2 separate regions of the Homo sapiens genome follow, and region 1 is linked to region 2. A link is a loop called in an ENCODE intact Hi-C map of the cell type or tissue named here. Cell type or tissue: HCT116. All regions are shown on one strand. Links, peaks and the distances in the headings refer to the core of each region. The heading gives the core; the rest is flanking DNA.

Evidence for each region. A loop is a pair of places that touch in the nucleus more often than their neighbours do. Peaks named below come from ENCODE experiments on the same cell type or tissue, not always from the same donor. Only the 100,000 strongest peaks of a DNase experiment are listed, where the experiment ranks them.
Region 1: it touches region 2 in a loop (4-fold over the local background); 3 of 110 quality-filtered maps call a loop at or near these places.

Annotation. Positions count from the first base shown.
Region 1 is chr19:54,386,314-54,397,637 of GRCh38, reverse strand. No RefSeq gene overlaps it. Among named protein-coding and RNA genes, the nearest start is that of TTYH1, 23 kb to the left of the region's middle. RefSeq lists an enhancer at 5,642-6,189. In HCT116, for the core only: CTCF peaks have their summits at 5,650 (motif pointing left) and 6,440 (motif pointing right); a DNase peak (open chromatin) is centred at 6,467; H3K27me3 peaks cover 1,107 bases.
Region 2 is chr19:54,227,735-54,236,656 of GRCh38, reverse strand. LILRA6 (leukocyte immunoglobulin like receptor A6) reads left to right here. Exons shown (of 8, transcript NM_024318.5): 8 at 1-67. LOC124904768 (a long non-coding RNA gene) reads right to left here. Exons shown (of 3, transcript XR_007067339.1): 2 at 4,721-4,916; 3 at 37-1,078. It overlaps LOC107985279 (a long non-coding RNA gene), which reads left to right and starts at 2,680. Exons shown (of 3, transcript XR_001754004.2): 1 at 2,680-2,770; 2 at 5,314-5,426. It also overlaps the pseudogene LOC100421130. RefSeq lists an enhancer at 3,818-4,571. In HCT116, for the core only: a CTCF peak has its summit at 4,815 (motif pointing right); a DNase peak (open chromatin) is centred at 4,796; H3K4me3 peaks cover 464 bases.

The DNA of each region.
Region 1 (11,324 bases), core at 1,495-9,494, 160 kb before region 2:
CATGTTTCTTGGTGCATATGTGCAAGAATTTTTAAAGAGTATACATATAAGAATGGAATGATTGCGCTATAGGGATTGTTAGTTTCAATTTTTTGAAATAGTGTCAAAGTGTTTCCAAAAGTAGCCTTACCAATTTTTTCCTGGCTTAATTGAGATATGATTGACAAATAAAAGCGTATATATTTGGTCAGGCGCGGTGGCTCATGCCTGTAATCCCAGCATTTTGGGAGGCCGAGGCGGGTGGATCACAAGGTCAGGAGATCGAGACCATCCTGGCTAACACGGTGAAACCCCGTCTCTACTAAAAAAAAAAATACAAAAATTAGCCGGGCGCCTGTAGTCCCAGCTACTCGGGAGGCTGAGGCAGGAGAATGGTGTGAAGCCGGGAGGCGGAGATTGCAGTGAGCCGAGATTGCGCCACTGCACTCCAGCCTGGGCGACAGAGCGAGACTCCGTCTCAAAAAGAGAAGTGTATATATTTAAGGTGTACAACATGATGTTTTGACATATGTACACATTGTGAAATAATTACCATAATCAAGATGTTTAACATATCCATCACCTCACTTTTTTTTCTGAGACAGAGTCTCATTCTGTCACTCAGCCTAGAGTGCAGTGGTGCGATCTCAGCTCACGGCAAACTCCACCTCCCACGTCAAGTGATTCTTGTGCCTCAGCCTCCCGAGTAGCTGGGATTACAGGTGTGTGCCACCACGTCTGGCTAATTTTTGTATTTTTTGTAGAGATGGGGTTTGGCCATGTTGCCCAGGCTGGTCTCAAACTGCTGACCTCAAGTGATCCACTTGCCTCAGCCTCCCAAAGTGCTTGGATTATAGGTGTGAGCCACCGTTCGTGGCCACATAGTTGTCATTTTTGCGTGTGTGGCGAGAGCCCTTACGATCTATTCTGCTAACAATGTTTAAGTACATAATACATTTTCACTAATTTGTCACCATGTTGCACAACAGATCTCTTGAATTTATTTTTTTCTATCTAAAATTGTGTACCCTCTGACCACGATCTTCCCAATCCCTACTCCCCTTCCCAAGCCCCTGGTCACCACCATTCCGCTCTCTGCTTCTGTGAGTTCAACTTTTTTTTTTTTTTTTTTTTTGAGACAGAGTCTCACTCTGTCGCCCAGGCTGGAGTGCAGTGGCGCAATCTCGGCTCACTGCAACCTCCGCCTCCCAGGTTCAAGCCATTCTCCTGCCTCAGCCTCCCGAGTAGCTGGGATTACAGGCATGCACCACCACGCCTGGCTAATTTTGAATTTTTAGTAGAGACGGGGTTTCTCCATATTGGTCAGGCTGGTCTCGAACTCCCAACCTCAGGTGATCTGCCCGCCTTGGTCTCCCAAAGTGCTGACAGGCGTGAGCCACCGTGCCCAGCCTCCCGAGTAGGTTTTGCCATGTTGGCCATGGCTAGTCTCGAAGGCCTGAGTTCAACTTTTTAATATTCCATGTATAAGTGAGGTTGTGCGATATTTGTCTTTCTGTATCTGGCTTATTTCATGTGGCATGATGTCCTGAAGGTTGACAATTACATCCATACTGTAAATGACAGGGTTTCCTTCCTTTCTAAGGCTGGATAGTATTTCCACTGTGTATATATACATTTCCTTTACCCATTGTCCACTGATGGAGACTTAGGTGATTCCATATGTTGGCTATTGTGAATAACTCTGCAATACACATAGGGGTGCAGACATCTCTTCCACACACTGGTTTCAGTTTCTTTGAGCATATACCCAGTAGTGGGATTGCTGCATCATGGAGGGTAAGCTTTTTTTGTTTTGTTTTGAGACAGAGTCTCGCTCTGTCGCTCAGGCTGGAGTGCAGCAATCTCGGCTCACTGCAAGTTCCGCCTCCCGGGTTCAAACTATTCTCCTGCCTCAGCCTCCCGAGTGGCTGGGACTACAGGTGCCTGCCACCACGCCCGGCTAATTTTTTGTATTTTTAGTAGAGATGGGGTTTCGCCATGTTGGCTAGGCTGGTCTCGATCTCCTGACCTCAGGGGATCCGCCTGCCTCAGCCTCCCAAAGTGCTGGGATTACAGGCGTGAGCCACCGCGCCCGGCCACAAAAGCAAATTTATGACAGGGACCTGGTGATGCGTGCTGCATCACACCACATCCTTCCATTCCTTTTCACAAAGAGACTCTAGTGGCTCATGCCTGTAATCCCAGCACTTTGGGAGGCCGAAGCGGGCGGATCACAAGGTCAGGAGTTCGAGACCAGCCTAGCCAACATGGCGAAACCCCATCTCTACTAAAAACACAAAAATTAGCCAGTCACGGTGGCTCACATCTGTAATCCCAGCACTTTGGGAGGCCAAGGCCCACAGATCACAGGGTCAGGAGTTCAAGACCAGCCTGGCCAACATGGGGAAACCCATCTCTACTAAAAATACAAAAATTAACCAGGCGTGGTGGCAGGCGCCTGTAATCCCAGCTACTTGGGAGGCTGAGGCAGGAAAATCACTTGAAACCGGGAGGCGGAAGTTGCAGGGAGCTGAGATCGTGCCACTGCACTCCAGCCTGGGCGACAAGAGTGAAACTTTGCCTCAACAACAACAACAACAACAACAAAAAAAAAAAAAAAAAGAAAAGAAAAGAAAAGAAAAAGAAATGATGCCAGGCATGGTGGCTCACGCCTATAATCCCAGCACTTTGGGAGATCGAGGCGGGTGGATCATCTAAAGTCAGGAGTTCGAGACCAGCCTGACCAACATGGTGAAACCCCATCTACTAAAAATACAAAAATTAGCCGGGCGTGGGGGCAGGTGCCTATAATCCCAGCTGCTCGGGAGGCTGAGGCAGGAGAATCGCTTGAACCTGGGAGACGGAGCTTGCAGTGAGCCGAGATCACAGCCACCGCACTCCAGCCTGGGCAGCAGAGCGAGACTCTATCTCAAAAATAAATAAATAAGTAAATAAGTAAATAAATAAATAAATAAATAAATAGATAGATAGATAGAAATGAGCTCTCAAGCCATGAAAAGACACAGAGGAACCTTAAATGCATATTACCAAGTGGTAGAATCCCATCTGAAAAGGCTACGCATTGTCTGATTCCAACAATATGACATTCTGGAAAAGGCAAAGTATGGAGACAGGAAAAGATCAGAGCTGCCAGGGGTTGGGCGAAGGAAGGATGAATAGGTGGTGCACAGAGGAATTTTAGGGCAATGGCTCTCCTCTGTCTAACACTGTGACGGTGGGTGCCTGCCATTAGACATTTGCCTGAACTCATAGGATGTGCAACAGGAAGACTGAGCGAGCCCTAATATGACTTTGGGTGATTACAATGTGTCAATGCAGGCTCATCAGTTGTAATAAAAATACCGCTCTGGTAGGGAACGCTGGTAATGGGGGAAGCTATGTAGGTGTCGGCGTAGGGAGTACATGGAAAATCTCTACCTTCCCCTCATTTTACTATGAACCTGAACCTGCTCTAAAAATAGTCTTTTTAAAACATTTTTCTTCCTCTTCCTCCTCTTCCTCTTCTTCCTCTTCCTCTTCCTCTTCTTCTTCTTTCTTCTTTCTTCTTCTTATTCTTATTTTATTTTATTTTTTTTGAGACGGAGTCTCGCTCTGTCGCCCAGGCTGGGGTGCAGTGGCGCGATCTCAGCTCACTGCAAGCTCCACCTCCCGGGTTCACACCATTCTCCTGCCTCAGCCTCCCCAGTAGCTGGGACTGCAGGCGCCCGCCACCACGCCCGGCTAATTTTTCTGTGTGTTTTTAGTAGAGACGGGGTCTCCCCGTGTTAGCCAGGATGGTCTCGATCTCCTGACCTCGTGATCCATCCGCCTCGGCCTCCCAAAGTGCTGGGATTACAGGCGTGAGCCACTGCGCCCGGCTAAAAATAGTCTTTTAAAGAAAATTTCTCAACCCAAGCACTACTGTATGGAGACAGGGAGGGTCTCCAGGGATTATAGGAATTTAATCAACTTGAGCAATCAGCCTGTTTCACAGCCTTCTGCCCTGCAGCCTGTTTTTCTCCAAACCCTGTGTGGAATGCGGCCACTCGTTGGTTGGAACCAGCCTCTGACGGGCCCTGGCAACTTAGAGATGAACCCGAGTGAACTTTCTGCACTGCTGCGCTCAAGTCTCCATCCCGGGAGGAGCTGTAGTCTCGTTACCGTAACATGCGACCCGTGTGCTGGTATGACGACTCGCTGCATCTGCGTGACTGGGACCCTCCTCCACATACAACGACGCGCCCTCTCCCTGCTCCCTCACCCCATAGAGCCCTCCTGTCCCTTTTCCTCAGGGAGACACTGCTTTGAAGAATACACCCAGTGCCTTCCTTAGCTGTGTCAAGTCATAAAACTCTTCTTGATCAAAACCTCTGTATTAGTTTGTTCTCATGCTGCTAATAAAGACATACCCGAGACTGGTTCATTTACAAAGGAAAGAAGTTTAATGGGCTCATAGTTCCACTTGGCTGGGGAGGGCTAACAATCATGGCGGAAGATGAAGGAGGAGCAAAGTCACGTCTTACATGGCAGCAGGCAAGAAAGAGCGTGCAGGGGCGCTCCCATTTATAAAACCATCAGATCTCGTGAGACTTATTCACTATCACGAGAACAGAATGGGAAAAACCTGCTCCCGTGATTCAGTCGCCTCCCACAGGTCCCTCCCATGACACGTGGGGATTATTATTATTATTATTTTGAGACGGAGTCTCGCTCTGTCACCCAGGCTGGAGTGCAACGGCGTGATCTCAGCTCACTGCAACCTCCACCTCCCAGGTTCAAGTAATTCTCCTGCCTCAGCCTCCCGAGTAGCTGGGACTACAGCTGCCCGCCACCACGCTCGGCTAATTTTTTGTATTTTTAGTAGAGACGGGTTTCACTGTGTTATCCAGGATGGTCTCGATCTTCTGACCTCATGATCTGCCTGCCTCAACCTCCCAAAGTGCTTGGATTACAGGCGTGAGTCACTGCCCCCCATCGACACGTGGGGATCATTACAATACCAGGTGAGATTTGGGTGGGGACACAGAGCCAAACCACATCACCTGCATTCTCGGGAGAGTTGTTTGCTCCTCACCAGGCAAAGGAACCCTGTTTTTTTCTGGGTAACACTGTTGACTTTCGGGGCTAGGTTATTCCTTGGGGGAGGAGCTGTCCTGTGCATCCCCCGCCTCCACCCCCCACCACCCAGAAGCATCCCCCTCTCCTCTGGGTTGTGACAATCAAAAGTGTCTCCAGACTTTCCCTAGTGTCTGCATTTGGGACCCTTCTATTATTACTGCTGATTCCATGAGTACATGGTAATTACCCGCTGAGTTCCAGGGACTCCACTATAATTATCCAGCTGGTTTTGGGAGCTCCTGGTGCAATTATCCAGCTGGTTCCTGAGACTGCACCGCGATTCCTTAGCTGATTTCCATGACTCTACACACTGCCAGCGCCTGTACATAATTATACACTAGTTTCTAGAGCCTTTCTGTAATTATTCAGCCTTTTATAGAAATCTAATCATAACTACCTGGGCAATTTGTTTTGTTAAGTAGAGTGCTAATGAGTGGTCGCCAATGTTTCAGCTCCTCTTCTGAGTACCAGGGACGTGGGTAGAACTTTGATCCTATCTTATCCTTACAGGATATTGAGAGGAGAGGAGAGAAGTTGACATGGCACCACCCAGTGGAATGACATAGTCAGCACAGAGTGCAGTGGGAGCACAGAGGAAGAGTGCCAGGCCCATCGTGTCCAGCTGTGTAGGTTGTGCACTGCACAACTCTGGGGTCATATCACAAACTGTGAGTGTGAAGAGCCTTGTAAGGCTTCCAGGACAGGTTTCTAGGGGTCACCAGATGCAGTTCTAGAGCAAGGCTGAGGAATCCTGACTCCTAGAAAGAAGGGGGCAGGGAATTGCTGAGGACGTTTGAAGTCTAATGGGATGACACGTCCCCTGCTGTGACAGGCAGCTCAGGTTTCTAGTTGAAGTCTGGGAAGAAGAAGGCTCCATGAAGGCGCTTCTATTTGGAGTCATTTGTGTTACTTCCCAGCTCACTCAGGGTGATCATGGTGACCAACAGGGCTCTACACAGGACCTGTGGCCCCAACCCTCACCCCTCTGCATTCTCTTCCTGCCACTTCCCTCTTCCTACCCCTCTGTCTGCAACTGCCACACTATTCCCCCTGCTGAGCTTTGCACCCTCCAGACCCCCTGGACCACCGCTGCACTTTCTCATTTATCCAAATCACTCTCACCTTCTAGCTGACTGTGACTGTATAATGCCTGTGGGTTACTGCCCCTCTCCTTCTGCAAGAATATAAGCTCTTCCATGGAAAGGGTGTTTGTTTTCTATATTGGTGGACCTCTAGAGCCTCAAACAGTGTCTGGCACACAGGACAGGACCAACAAATACTTACTGAATGAAAAAAATGAATGCCAGATGGAAAAAATAAAAATGAACTAAGCAGGGAGTTTCTCCACTGTGGCCACAAGAGGGAGCCCAAGCTATGTGTTAAACCCTTCCAGCACTAAGGTGGGTGGTCTCTCTGCTCCTCAGCCTGGAGGACCAGGGACAGGTGTGACCTGAACCACGTCCTTTCTCCTCTGTGAGCCTCTATTTCCCCATGTGTAGCGTGGAGATGGAAATGCCTGAAAGGAGTTCCCGTAAGAAGCGGAAAAACCAACAACGCATGCACGTGAATGTCTTCCAAGGGGTTATTGCATGTGTCCAAATTCATCTGATTGTGTACATTAAGTGAGAAGGTTTTTTAGTAGAACAATTATAGCTAAACAAAGCTGCTAAAAATAAATGGAACAAAAATAAAGGAGAATTGCATTGAACAACAACATCCAAACCATTAGGCTAGCACAGGAAACTTGAAGGAGAGTAATCCAGCCCCTGATAAATCAACAGAGTAAGAAATATTAGTTACAGAAAGTGACCATAATGTTACCTTGGGATATTATTAAAGCATAAAACTAAATGGAAATTATGAAGCTGAAAAGTACAATAAATTTCTAGCAAGAGCCGGATGTGGTGGCTCATGCCTGTAATCCCAGCATTTTGGGAGACTGAGGGGAGTGGATCACCTGAGGTCAGGGGTTTGAGACCAGCCTGGCCAACATGGTGAAACCCCGTCTCTACTAAAAATACAAAAACTTAGCCAGGCATGGTGGTGCATGCCTGTAATCCCAGCTACTCAGGAGGCTGAGGCAGGAGAATTGCTTGAACTCGGGAGGTGGAGGTTGCAGTGAGCCGAGATTGCGCCATTGCACTCCAGCCTGGGCAACAAGAGCGAAACTCTGTCTCAACAATAACAACAACAGCAGCAACAACAACAAAAATCCTAGCACGATGAAGACATATTCACTAAAATCAATCATATGTCTATATACTGACAAAAATAATTCAATAATGAAATTAGGAGAGCAATTTTATTTACAAAGCCTCAAAAATAATAAAATGAATAGAAACCAATTTAATAAAGAAATGCAAGATGTGTACACTAAGAACTACAAAAGATTGCTGAGGGAAATTAAAGATCTAAATAAAGAGAGAAACACTTCATACATTCACAATGGCATGCAAAATAATAAGAAATAAAATTGGGCCAGGTGCAGTGGCTCACGCCTGTAATCCCAGCACTTTGGGAAGCCAAGGTGGGTGGATTGCTTGAGTTTGGGAGTTTGAGAACAGCCTGGGCAACATGGTGAAACCCTAGCTCTACAAAAAATACAAAAATTAACTGGGTATGGTGATGTGTGCCTATAGTCCCAGCTACTTGGGGGGCCAAGGTGAGAGGATGGCTTGAGCCCAGGAGGCAGAGGCTGCAGTGAATTGAGATTGCTCCACTGCACTCCAGGCTGGGTGACAGAGTGAGACTCTGTTTCAAAATAAAAAGATGAAATAAAACGAACAAAACATGTTATCTTACAAAGCAGTATCATAATTTTAGGAACACACTGACCACATCCTTCCTCATTCTTAGGAAAGGAATCATGCTTCTGGAGGTTGCCCTGTGGCCCTGTAATCACGTCCAAATATACGTGATTGGTAAACGTGAAATCATTAAGATGAGTTCCATGAAAAATAAGAAAACAGCAAGAAATAAAGTCAGAACTCAAAAGTGTTTTTTGTTTTGTTTTGTTTTGTTTTTGAGATGGAGTCTCGCTCCATCGCCCAGGCTGGAGTGCAGTGGCACGATCTCGGCTCACTGCAACCTCCACCTCGCGGGTTCAAGGAATTCTCCTGCCTTAGCCTCCCGAGTAGCTGGGACTACAGGCGCCAGCCACCACGCCCGGCTAATTTTTGTATTTTTAGTAGGGACAGGGTTTCACCTTGTTGGTAAGGCTGGTCTCGAACTCACCTCAGGTGATCCACCTGCCTCGGCCTTCCGAAGTGCTGGGATGACAGGCGTGAGCCACCGCGCCCGGCCCAAAAGTGTTTTATAAGGGTTGTTGGGATGACATTGTTAATTTCTACAATGTGCTCCAGTCTGAAGGACTGCAGACTGTGGATGGGGAGCTCAAGTTCAAAGGCCACCTTCTTCCCTTCCTAGCGGAGGATCTTTGGGCAAGCTGCTTAACTTTGCTGTGACGCTGTTTCTGCGTTGGTAAGAGGAGTAGCAATAGTATCCAACGTGAGTGTTTTAGGGGTCGTGAGATGAGTCAGTGCATGCCCAGTGCTTTGAACTGTATCTTGACAAAGCGAGAGCTTCATAGCCACTGTTATTGTGGTATCTCGTCTTTGAGCCACCACCTTTCCATCTGTAAAACAGACTTGGGGTGCTCCATCTCTCCAGTCTTGAAAGGTTCTTTGCAGTAGTTTGCAGTGTAGCAGGTCGTGCTGGGGCCCGAGAGGACTCCAAAGCAGTTCTTGTCCTGGAAAGTCTCAGCTTCCGGGGGCGCTGAGACGCCAGCTGCTGTTATGGCAGCTGAGTCCTGTACGGCACAGAGACACGGGACTGAACGTGAAGGCTGGAGAAGGGGGAGAAACTTGGAGGAGGGAAACTTGCTGCAGAGAAAATTTGGAAAGGTGGGGAGAGAGGAAGGCGTTGCCCGGGGGCACTGGGAGTCTGGGGAAGCCGTGGCATCCAGGTGGAGACGTTCAACAGGCAGCGAGAGTTTCGCCCGCAAGCAGGGAGGAGGGAGCTCACTTTTGTTTCTGAACCGGGGAGGCCGGGTTCTGTGCTGGGAGTTTACTCTGCACGGCTGCAGTTACTGCTGCACGGGAGTTACTGCTGCACGGGAGTTACTGCTGCACGGCTTTACTCCTCCCAGAGCCAGCGTCCTCGTCTATATATAAAACAGAGGTGAACATAGGAACCCTCTACAGGATCCTCGTGGGGATTAAATGAGGCTCGCAGATGGAAGCTGTTGCCTGCTGCGGAGCCTCTTCCTGCAGACGCAGATGTGGGTGTGGATAACACAGATCTGGGCGCAGATCTGCAGGGGCAGGTGCATCCGCCCCTCCCTGCGAGGATGGGAGCCCAGCCTTGCGCCGTGACTCCCAGGAGGGGAGGTTTTCTTCTAGGTACGGAGGCTCTTCTAGGGCTGGACACAGGCATCAGCCCGCAAGTTGCTGCTACTTAGGATGAGAGCAATGTGGGAACTGGCGCCCACAATCGACTTCTGTGAAGAAAAAAACAGGAACTTGAACTTGGGTGAAAAGTTGAGCGTCGTGGAATGCCTGGGAAAATAATTTTTAAAAAATTTAATACAGATAAAGGCAGAATAGCCACTACACACACCCTAGGTGCTGAGGCTCACGGGGCACACCTATGGGAGTCTCCCGGACCCCCAAACCTATAGAAGCTCTCTGCAGACACTTGCAATTACAAAAAAAAAAAAACCTTACTCTATCGAGGAATAATTGACATATAAAAAGCAGTATGTATTTAACATATACGACTTGATGAGTTTGGAGATGAGTATGCCCTGTGTGTCAACACCACAGTTTACGACATAAACCCATCCACCACCTCTCACAGGTTCCTCCCGTCTATTTGTATATTATTATTGTTTGATACTATTTTTATGGCCACATATCAATTTGTGATGATAAGAGCACTTAACAAAAGATCTATCTTCTCAGCAAATGTGTAAGCACACAATACTGTATTGTTACCTGCTGGCACTACACCGCACAGGAGGCTCTGAGACCTCCTCATCTTGCATGACTGAAACTCTAGGGAGAAAATCTGAAGGGGTCAGTCACAGAAGGAGGTCTTGACACCTTATCTGTTTCCACCTAAGCCTGTACTCCCAGCTCCTCATAGGTGGCCATTTTATTTTATCTTCTTAAACAAAAATAATTTTGTTTTTCCTAGTTACGACTGACACATGCTTAATGTAAAAAAATTCGGCCAGCACGGTGGCTCACCCCTATAATCCCAGCACTTTGGGAGGCTGAGGTGGGCAGATCGCCTGAGGTCGGGAGTTTGAGACCAGCCTGACCAACATGGGGAAACCCTGTCTCTACTAAAAATACAAAATTAGCTGGGCGTGGTGGCGTATGCCTCTAATCCCAGCTACTCAGGAGGCTGAGGCAGGAGAATCACTTGAACCCGGCAGGCGGAGGTGGTGGCGAGCCGAGATTGCACCATTGCACTCCAGCCTGGGCAACAAGAGTGAAACTCCATCTCAAAAAAAAAAAAAAATTCACCCAGGCATGGTGGCTCACACCTGTAATCCAAGCATTTTGGGAGACAGAGGCAGGCGGATCGCTTGAGCCCAGGAGTTAGATACAAAATACAAAAATTAGCCGGGTGTGCGTGGCACGCTTCTGAAGTCCCAGCTACTCGGGAGGCTGAGTTGGGAGGTTGACCTGAGCCCTGCGAGGTTGAGAGTGCAGTGAGCTACGATCGCGTCCTGCACTTCAGCCTGGGTGACAAGAGCAGGACCCTTTCTTTAAAAAAAAAAAGTCCAGGGACCAGGCGCGGTGGCTCATGCCTGTAATCCCAGCATTTTGGGAGGCCAAGGCTGGTGGATCACAAGGTCAGGAGATTGAGACCATCCCGGTCAACACGGTGAAACCCCATCTCTACTAAAAATACAAAAAATTAGCCTGGCGTGGTGGCGGGCGCCTGTGGTCCCAGCTACTTGGGAGGCCGAGGCAGGAGAATGGCATGAACCCAGAAGGCAGAGCTTGCAGTGAGCCGAGATGGCACCACTGCACTCCAGCCTGGGCGACAGAGCGAGACTCCGTCTCAAAAAAAAAAATCCAAATAAAACAACTCATAAAAAATGAAATGAGAGAATTTGAAACCCTCATTACCTCATGTTAATCACAGCAAACATTTCTGTTAACACTTTCTCAGAAATCTCTCCTTCCATAAACATGTGTGTAAATGTACATATA
Region 2 (8,922 bases), core at 56-8,055:
ACATAGGTTGATTCCATATCTTGGCTATTGTGAATACTGCTGCAATAAACATGGCAATGCAGACACCTCTTTGATATACTGATTTTCTTTCTTTTGGAAATATACCCATCTGTGCGATTACTGGATGGTGTGGTTGTTCTACTTTCAGTTTCTTGAGGAACCTCCATGCTGTTTTCCATATTGGCTGCACCAACTTGCGTTCCCACCAAGGTAGAAGGGTTTCTTTTCTCCATATCCTTGACAGCATCTGTTAATTTTTGTCTTAGAGATAACAGCCATTTTAACCAGGGAATAGCATATCTCTGTTTTTGTACCTATCTATCTTTATTTGTCATGCCATTTAGGGAGCTGAGATTGAAGTGTGGTGGTGAATGCCACAGGCTGCACTGGCCACTAAATGGCAAACCAGGTGGTTCTTGACCTGTCAGAGCAATGATCTCACAGGTTGACTTTGTGTTTCATTCACAACATGACACCCACCTGCCTGATCAACCTCACCTGAGTCCACGCAGACAATGAGCCACTTACCCAGGTAAGAATGGGCCTCAGAAAGGGAAACACCTTGTCCAGTACTTCATGACATGCACTTGACATTTTTAAGTGGCCATATAACTTTCTGATTTCATTATGTTGAAACCACCAGAACTGGGATGAAGGACACCAACATGGCCTTGGGGTTATTTCAGACATGAGGTTCAACCCAATCAGGTGGTGGTTTAGGATGATCACACAGGGCTTGGTTATTCCAGAGATGAGGTTCCATCCAATCAGGCGGTGGTTTAGGGATCACACAGGGCTTGGTTATTCCAGAAATGAGGTTCCACCCAATCAGGTGGTGGTTTAGGGATCACACAGGGCTTGGTTATTTCAGAGATGAGGCTCAACCCAATCAGGTGGTGTTTTAGGGATCACACTGGGATTGGTACCAAATGTGACAATGCTCCATGTGCCTGATCACCTCCTGGACCCCTCTGAGGTGGAAATCAGAGAAAGGCATTTGTGTGCAGCTGCTGTTCATTCCGGATTCCTTTCCTACATGGGAACTTACATGATGCTTGACCCTGAAGAACAGAACTGGCTGAAAAAGAATTCAGGAATGAAATCCCATTTATAATAGCCACAAACAATAAAAGACCTGCTAATAAATTTAACTGACAAGGTAAAAACCTCTACAAATAAAATTATAAAGCTCTAAGAAAAATTAAAGAGGACACGAAAAAACTGGAAAGATACCTCATGTTCACACGTTGAAACAATAAATGTTTACAAAAAGGACCATAGGACCCAAAGCTATCTACAGATTCATTGTAATTCCTATCAACATACAAGTGTCTTTCTTCACTGAAATATAAAAAATTCTAAAATTAATATAGAGCCATAAAATACCCAAAATAGCCAACGCAATGTAGAGAAAAAAAAACAAAGCTGGAGACATCACACTACCTGACTTCAAAATACACTACAAAGCTATAGTAACCAAAACAGTAAGGCACTGGCTTAAAAACAAACACATAGACAAATGGAACAGAACAAAGAACCTAGAAATAAATCCACAAATTGACAGCCAACTGATTATCAACAAACATGCCAAGAACATATATTGGGTAAAGGACAGTTTCTTCAATAAATGCTGCTAGCAAAACTGCATATCCATATGCAAAAAAACAAAACTCAACCTCTGTCTCTCACGATATACAAAAATCTACTCAAGACAGAATAAGACCCAAAGTAAGACCTGAAACTATGAAACTATAGAAGAAAACACAGAGGAAACGCTTCAAGACATTGGTCTAAGCAAACATTCTATCAGTAAGACCTCAAAAGCATAGGAAACGAATTCAAAAATAGACAAATGGGTGTATCAAACTAAAAAGCTTCTGCAGAGCTCAGGAAACAACCAACGGTGTTATGACCTACAGAGGCAGGGAGAAACATTTGTTACCTATTCCTCTAACAAGGGTTTGATCATCAGAATATATGAGGAACTCAAACAGCTCAGAGCCTTTGATGGAGAAATGAAGAGGTGCTGCTACGTAGAGAAATAAAGAAGTCAGAGGGAGGAAGTTTGGGAGGAACAAACCATGCTTTCCAGGTATTGGGAGGCTCTGTTTCTCTCTCTGACTTAGTTAACTGTTTTTAATACATCTCCTTCAGTCTGCTTCCCACATGGGGTCATTGCTCCTGTGATGGCCCTATTGGTTCCTCTTGTCAACCAAGTCAGAGAATGGAAGAGCTTTCATTCCCTGAGCATCTTCTTCTTCACACACAATGAACAAATCCACACCATTCTACCACAGAGTCCTTTTTATCAATGTCTCCTGTCCAACGCTACAGTCCAAGCTCAGCTGGTTTCCTCAGCTCAGCACTTCATGGATTATGACAGCATAACTCCAATCCCTGCCTCTATCTCTGGGCTGGTTTCCCATTATTACTGCAGAAGCCCCCATTCTGTGTGAACAGACACAGTGACACACCAGACACCCCCTCCAGCCTGGCCCCTGGAGGATCTGAATGGAGATTGGGACTCCGCAGGGTTGCCCAGGAACATGGTTTCACACATTCTCCTGTAGGAAATCCATAACCACTATCACCACGTGGTCATTTCCAGCATCTTGGGATGTAGAGGATGCCGGCTGGTCCCTGCAGTGGCAGATCCTGTGGCAACTCTGGAAATCCTGTGAAGAACTTACGGAGGCCCTGTGAAGATCCTATGGAGATCCAGTCGAGGTCCTATGAAGATCCACGGAGAACCTATGGATGTCCTGCAAAGGTCCTATGGAGAATCTATTGAGATTCTATGGAGGTCCTGTGGGGGTTCTATTGAGATCCTATGGAGGTCCTGTGGGGGTTCTATTGAGATCCTATGGAGGTCCTGTGAGGGTTCTATTGAGATCCTATGGAGGTCCTGTGGGGGTTCTATTGAGATCCTATGGAGGTCCTGTGGGGGTTCTATTGAGATCCTATGGAGGTCCTGTGGGGGTTCTATTGAGATTCTATGGAGGTCCTGTGGATGTCCTATTGAGATCCTATGGAGGTCCTGTGGGGGTTCTATTGAGATCCTATGGAGGTCCTGTGGGGGTTCTATTGAGATCCTATGGAGGTCCTGTGGGGGTTCTACTGAGATCCTATGGAGGTCCTGTGAGGGTTCTATTGAGATCCTATGGAGGTCCTGTGGGGGTTCTACTGAGATCCTATGGAGGTCCTGTGAGGGTTCTATTGAGATCCTATGGAGGTCCTGTGGGGGTTCTATTGAGATCCTATGGAGGTCCTGTGGGGGTTCTACTGAGATCCTATGGAGGTCCTGTGAGGGTTCTATTGAGATCCTATAGAGGTCTTGTGGGGGTTCTATTGAGATCCTATGGAGGTCCTGTGGAGGTTCTATGGACAACCTATGGAGAACCTGTGGAGAACCTATTGAGATCTTATGGAGGTCCTGTGGAGGGCCCATGGAGATTCTATAGAGATCTTGCTGATCCTATGGAGATTCGAGCACTTTTCCATGCATGAGGTTGGGAAATAGACGTGGGGTTTCAGGATAGGAAGTCTAAGGCCAGCACTATGTTTTCGTAGGAAACTCAAAGTAAATAGTTTCATGTTCCAGAAGAAGCCCAAATTGAGATATATCTGGGGACCTAAGACAGAGGGGTGCTGTGCACTCACCCAAAGGCTCTTTTTCTTGGGTCTCAACCGTGCATTCACAAAACTGATTTGGAGCAAGATGGAGACCCCACATTAGTGATCAGACAGAAAGAGCTTCCACTGTGCATGGCCTGAAATCTCATTTCCCACCCAGGTGTTTCTCTCACATGGAGGAAAAGACATAAGCCATTGGAAGAGGCTCAGATAATTCTGCCCACCTCAGATCCCAGGTAATGACTCATTGTGGCCGGAAGAAGGTGGATCATAAAATCCCTCTACCCTAGGAGGAGTGCAGAGAACAATCCTGGACTGTGATCCTAGACAAATACCATTAGAGATATGCAAATTTGGAATAGGGACAGAAAACCCGTCCCCATCAAACAAACCTACTCAATACAATGCAGCTGCCATGAGGAGCGGGGACAGAAACACGGAGACAAACCCACCCTCAAGGCCCAGGCACACAGAAACTGCCGGAGACTGAGGCTGGAGGAGGACAGGAGAAACGTCTGCTCTCGACCAGGAGCTTCTCCTGAGAAGCTAGCAGGAGCGCCCACAGCTGGGGTTAGGAGATCTAAGGATCCGCTGATGACTGGGTTAATGCCGTGAGCTTCAGCCAGCTCTGTGTCAGCAGCCCCAGTGCGTGCTGGAGGGGCCCGTGAGTGTCGTGGCCATGGAGCAAGAAAAAAAGGACATGCTGCCAGGCGCAGTGACTCACGCCTGTATTCCCAGCACTTTGGGAGGCCGAGTTGGGCAGATTATCTGACGTCAGGAGTTCAAGACCAGCCTGGCCAATATGGCGAAACCCCGTCCCTACTGCAAATACAAAAACTAGCCAGGTGTGGTGGAAGGTGCCTGTAATCCCAGCTACTCGGGAGGCTGAGGCAGGAGAATCAGGGGACAGAGGTTGCAGTGAGCCGAGATCGCGCCACTGCACTCCAGCCTGGGCGACAGAGTGAGACTCCGTCTCTAAATAAAATAAAATAAAAGAATCAAAGAAAAAAGGACATGCATGGAACCAACACCAGCGACTCCCTCTTACCAAGGACCAAGCAGCCACCACTGTCGCTGAGAGTCTCACCTGTGACCAGCAGAGCGCTCTGGATGTGATGCCTTTGAGTGGACCAGCGAGCGAGTCATCTGGTGGCCGCTTGACGACATGGCGCGCATTCCACCAGGAGGGGGCAGCAAATCCTCCTGACCGGGCTGGATGCTGGCGCTCAGATGGGTTCTGCTGGGCTCACTGTGGCTCTCCGCCAGGAATCAGAGGCTCCCGCCTGTTTAAATGGAGCATCTCATGACTTAATCTCAGATCGAGGGACCTGCACGCCCATGAAATCAGTGGGGCAATGAGAACAGGGCCACGTGATATCCTGGGGATGATCTGAGATAGGATGCGTGCCATGTAGTGGTTGGGTGCTGCTGGGGCTGACAGAGCATCGGAATGGCCTCTTACAGTAGATGCAAGAAACAGTTTGTGGATGAGACTCTGCACTTTAGGTGCTCTCTGATGGTGTAACAGACATAGATATAAAACAGAGATATAGATAGCTGTAGACAATATACATATTCATATGAATGAACACTAAATGATGCTATGTCTTTTCCTTCTAATATTTTTGTTCTTATTTTTCTATAATGGGCTCTGCAAATGAAAATGCTATGTCTTTTCAGAGGTAGAACACACGGGCTGGGAAAGGAAAGGAGCGTGTCATCAACAGCCCCCATCACCACCCCTCCAGGTGACTCACTGGGCAGATAAGCACGTCCTGGGCCTGCACTTTTAGGTGATTTGGGGTTAGACGATCTGCCTGGTGGGAAATTACTACCAGGGAAGAAACTAAGGGTTACCCTACGCCAAAAATGATCACTTTGCCCTTTTCTCTTTTTTTTGGCTAACTTTAGGATATCTATTTTGTAAAAAATTAGTTGCTTTTTATACAACTTTACAAAGTTTTTAATGTTTCTTTGGCATTGGAATATAATGGAATTTTACAACTGTATAAAAAAGTTCGTTTGCCTAAGAAACAGTATTTACCGTGTGTACCTAGTTGACTGACAAAATTCTCTACCATCCAGCACCCTAATTAATTGATGAAATAGACTATTTAATATTACAAGATTCCCCAAAAGAAAGGAGGAGAAAGATACACACACACACACACACACACACACACACACACACCCTCCCTTCTTGGCTCAGAACACAGTATCACGGCCCTATCTGCAGGCAACCTGGAATTACCAAATACAATTCAGTGATTAAAAAAAAAAAAAAAAAACCTTTCAGTGATGACACAATACTTATAAGTCCCACTGAAGTACTGCTTTAGTTTAACTATACATAAGAAATTATTTAACCTTCTGCTATTCCAAATATATTTAATCCTCATGTCTTAAGATAAGGCTTCCTCCCCCGAAAACTAACTGCATTTTATCTCTGAAATTAAACAGAAAAACAAACAAAAAACAAAAACCCAGTGCTGATGGCAAACATACAGCCAATTCACTTCTTCGTTCTTCGCAAAGACTGAAATCAGTTTCCAGTACCATGAAGAGCTAGAAATTCACCTGTTTTCAAAGACTTGTTTGTAGACTATGCAGCAGCTTTGTTGTCTTTCTTTCAGAGAGCAGTACTATCAATTCAGACTATTTAGGGGCCAAAGGCTGTGCTTTTCCTATATTCAAAATCTGCAAACTCCCGACCCCTGGAACCTCCTCTGAATCCGCCGCGAAATCCTCAAGGGGTGGTCAAGGTACCACTTCTGCCACCACGCCCTCTGCCACCATGGAAACCAAGACCTCCCTCTGCCTCTGTATCCCCCATGGCCACGGTTTGGACAAAGTGGGATTCCAAATGTTTCAGCATTTAATCTTCTTCCTTCAGCCCAGGTTGGCCTCCGTTCTCTATTGTCATCACCAGAAATATTATCAAAGGAGGATTTAGTTTGGTCATAAAAGCAATTAGGTCCAAGTGCATCTTCTTCATCAGCATGTCCTTCACTGTTTTGGGTATCAACTCCTGAGTCTCCTTTATCTTCACCATTTACAGGCTTCTCCTCTTTCTCAAGTTTATCTTCTTTTAATTTAAGTTTATTATGAAACTCTCTGCCCATCTCTTCCTTGTTGAATTGGGCATTTGCACTTTCAAAGTCAAACTCTTTCTCTCACGCCTGTAATCCCAGCAATTTGGGAGGCCGAGGCGGGCGGATCACGAGGTCAGGAGATCGAGATCACGGTGAAACCCCGTCTCTACTGAAAATACAAAAAAATTAGCCTGACGTGGTGGCGGGCGCCTGTAGTCCCAGCTACTGGGGAGGCTGAGGCAGGAGAATGGCGTGAACCCGGGAGGCGGAGCTTGCAGTGAGCCGAGATCGGGCCACTGCACCCCAGCCTGAGCGACCGAGCGAGAGTCCGTCTCCAAAAAAAAAAAAAAAAATTCTCAAATTTCATTGGCCCATCTCGCCGAATACCAAATCTTCCCCTGCCACCCCATGACCCCCACGCCCTCTCCTTGGCGCTGAAGGAGCACCTGGAGCTGCTTGTCTCTTGTTTCATTTCTGAGTTGCTCATTTTCTGGCCTTGGAACGTTGTGCGCTTCAGCTCACCTCTGCTCCTGATTCTCTATTGCTTTTTGGCTGGTAGATGGCAAAGGCCTGGTTGATACAGGACTCCTTCTCCCAACAGGTGCTGGAGCAGGTCCGTGGGCCCAGGCGGTCTGCACTCCTTGTTCCATGGTTGGGCTTCTTCTCAAAGGGTCGAACTGAGCGCTTGAAGGACCTTGAGATAATTGTGTTTTTAGGGATCTTGTATCCTGTGTAAAGGCAGAATCAACCACTCTACTTTGGGGCAAGCTACCACTGTTTGATATTTCTGTTCCAAAGGAGGTCAAAGAGCTTCCAGCAACACCAACAGCACCAAACTGCTGCCCCACTAAGGAACTTGGACTGAACTGGCTGGATGTGTCCATAAGAACCCATGGACTGGAATGAAGAAGTCGATGAGCCTAGTGAGAACTGAATGATAGCTAGAGTTTCCATGTCATTCTTACTTTCTCAAATATTTGGTAGAAATCAACAGTGTACCCATTTAGGCCAGATTTCCCTATGGAAAGATTTCTGAGTGTAGGTTGAATTTCTTTTCTTTTTTTTTTTTTTTTTTCAGAGTCTCCCTCTGTCGCCTAGGCTGGAATGCAGTGGTGTGATCTCACCTCACTGCAACCTCCGCCTCCTGGGTTCAAACAGATCTCTTGCCTCACCCTCCTGAGTAGCTGGGATTACAGGCATGCGCCACCTCACTTGGCTAATTTTTGTATTGTTAGTAGAGGTGGGATTTCACCATGTCGGCCAGACAGGTCTTGAATTCCTGACCTCAGGTAATCTGCCCGCCTCAGCCTCCCAAGGTGCTGGAATTAAAGGTGTGAGCCACCAATCCCAGCCAGTTGAATTTCTTTAATAAAAATAGGAAATGTTACACTATATATTTGTTCTTGAGTAAATTTTGGTAGTTTGTATACTTCAAGATATTTTCTATTAAATGTGAGTTGTAAAACATCTTAGCATAGATTCCTAGTTTTGCTTCACTAGTCCTTTTATGTCTGTAGGATGGGTAGTGGTGCCTCTTTCCATCTTGATTTGGTAATTGTTGTGCTCCCTCTCTCTCTCTCACTCTCTTACTTTACATCCTACAAACGTTCATATGTTATAATTTCATTGACATTTTTCGTTAATGTTCTATCAATTTAATGTTGTGTGATTCTATAACCCATGAATATTTGTTTTTGCTTTTGCGATGGAGTCTTACTCTCTCACCCAGGCTGGAGTGCAGTGGCACAATCTCGGCTCACTGCAACTTCCACCTCCTGGGTTCAAGTGAATCTCCCGTCTCAGCCTCCCGAGTCATTGAAAATACAGGTGCATGCCACCACACCCAGCTAATTTTTGCATTCTCAGTAGAGACAGCATTTCACCATGTTGGCCAGGCTGGTCTCAAAGTCCTGACCTCAAGTGATCCACCTGCCTCAGCCTCCCAAAGTGCTGGGATTACAGGCATGAGCCACCACATCCAGCCTATAACCCATGAATATTTAGAATGTTATTTGTTTCCAAAGTATTGCTTTTTCTCTAAATGTCTTCTTATTGTTGGCTGCTAATTTAATTGAACTTCTAATCAGGAAACGTTACCTGTAGTAACAGTTTGGATGCTTACTTTGCTGTGTAAAAATGATAGAGACGGCTGGGCACAGTGGCTCTCACCTGTAATCCCACCACTTTGGGAAGCTAA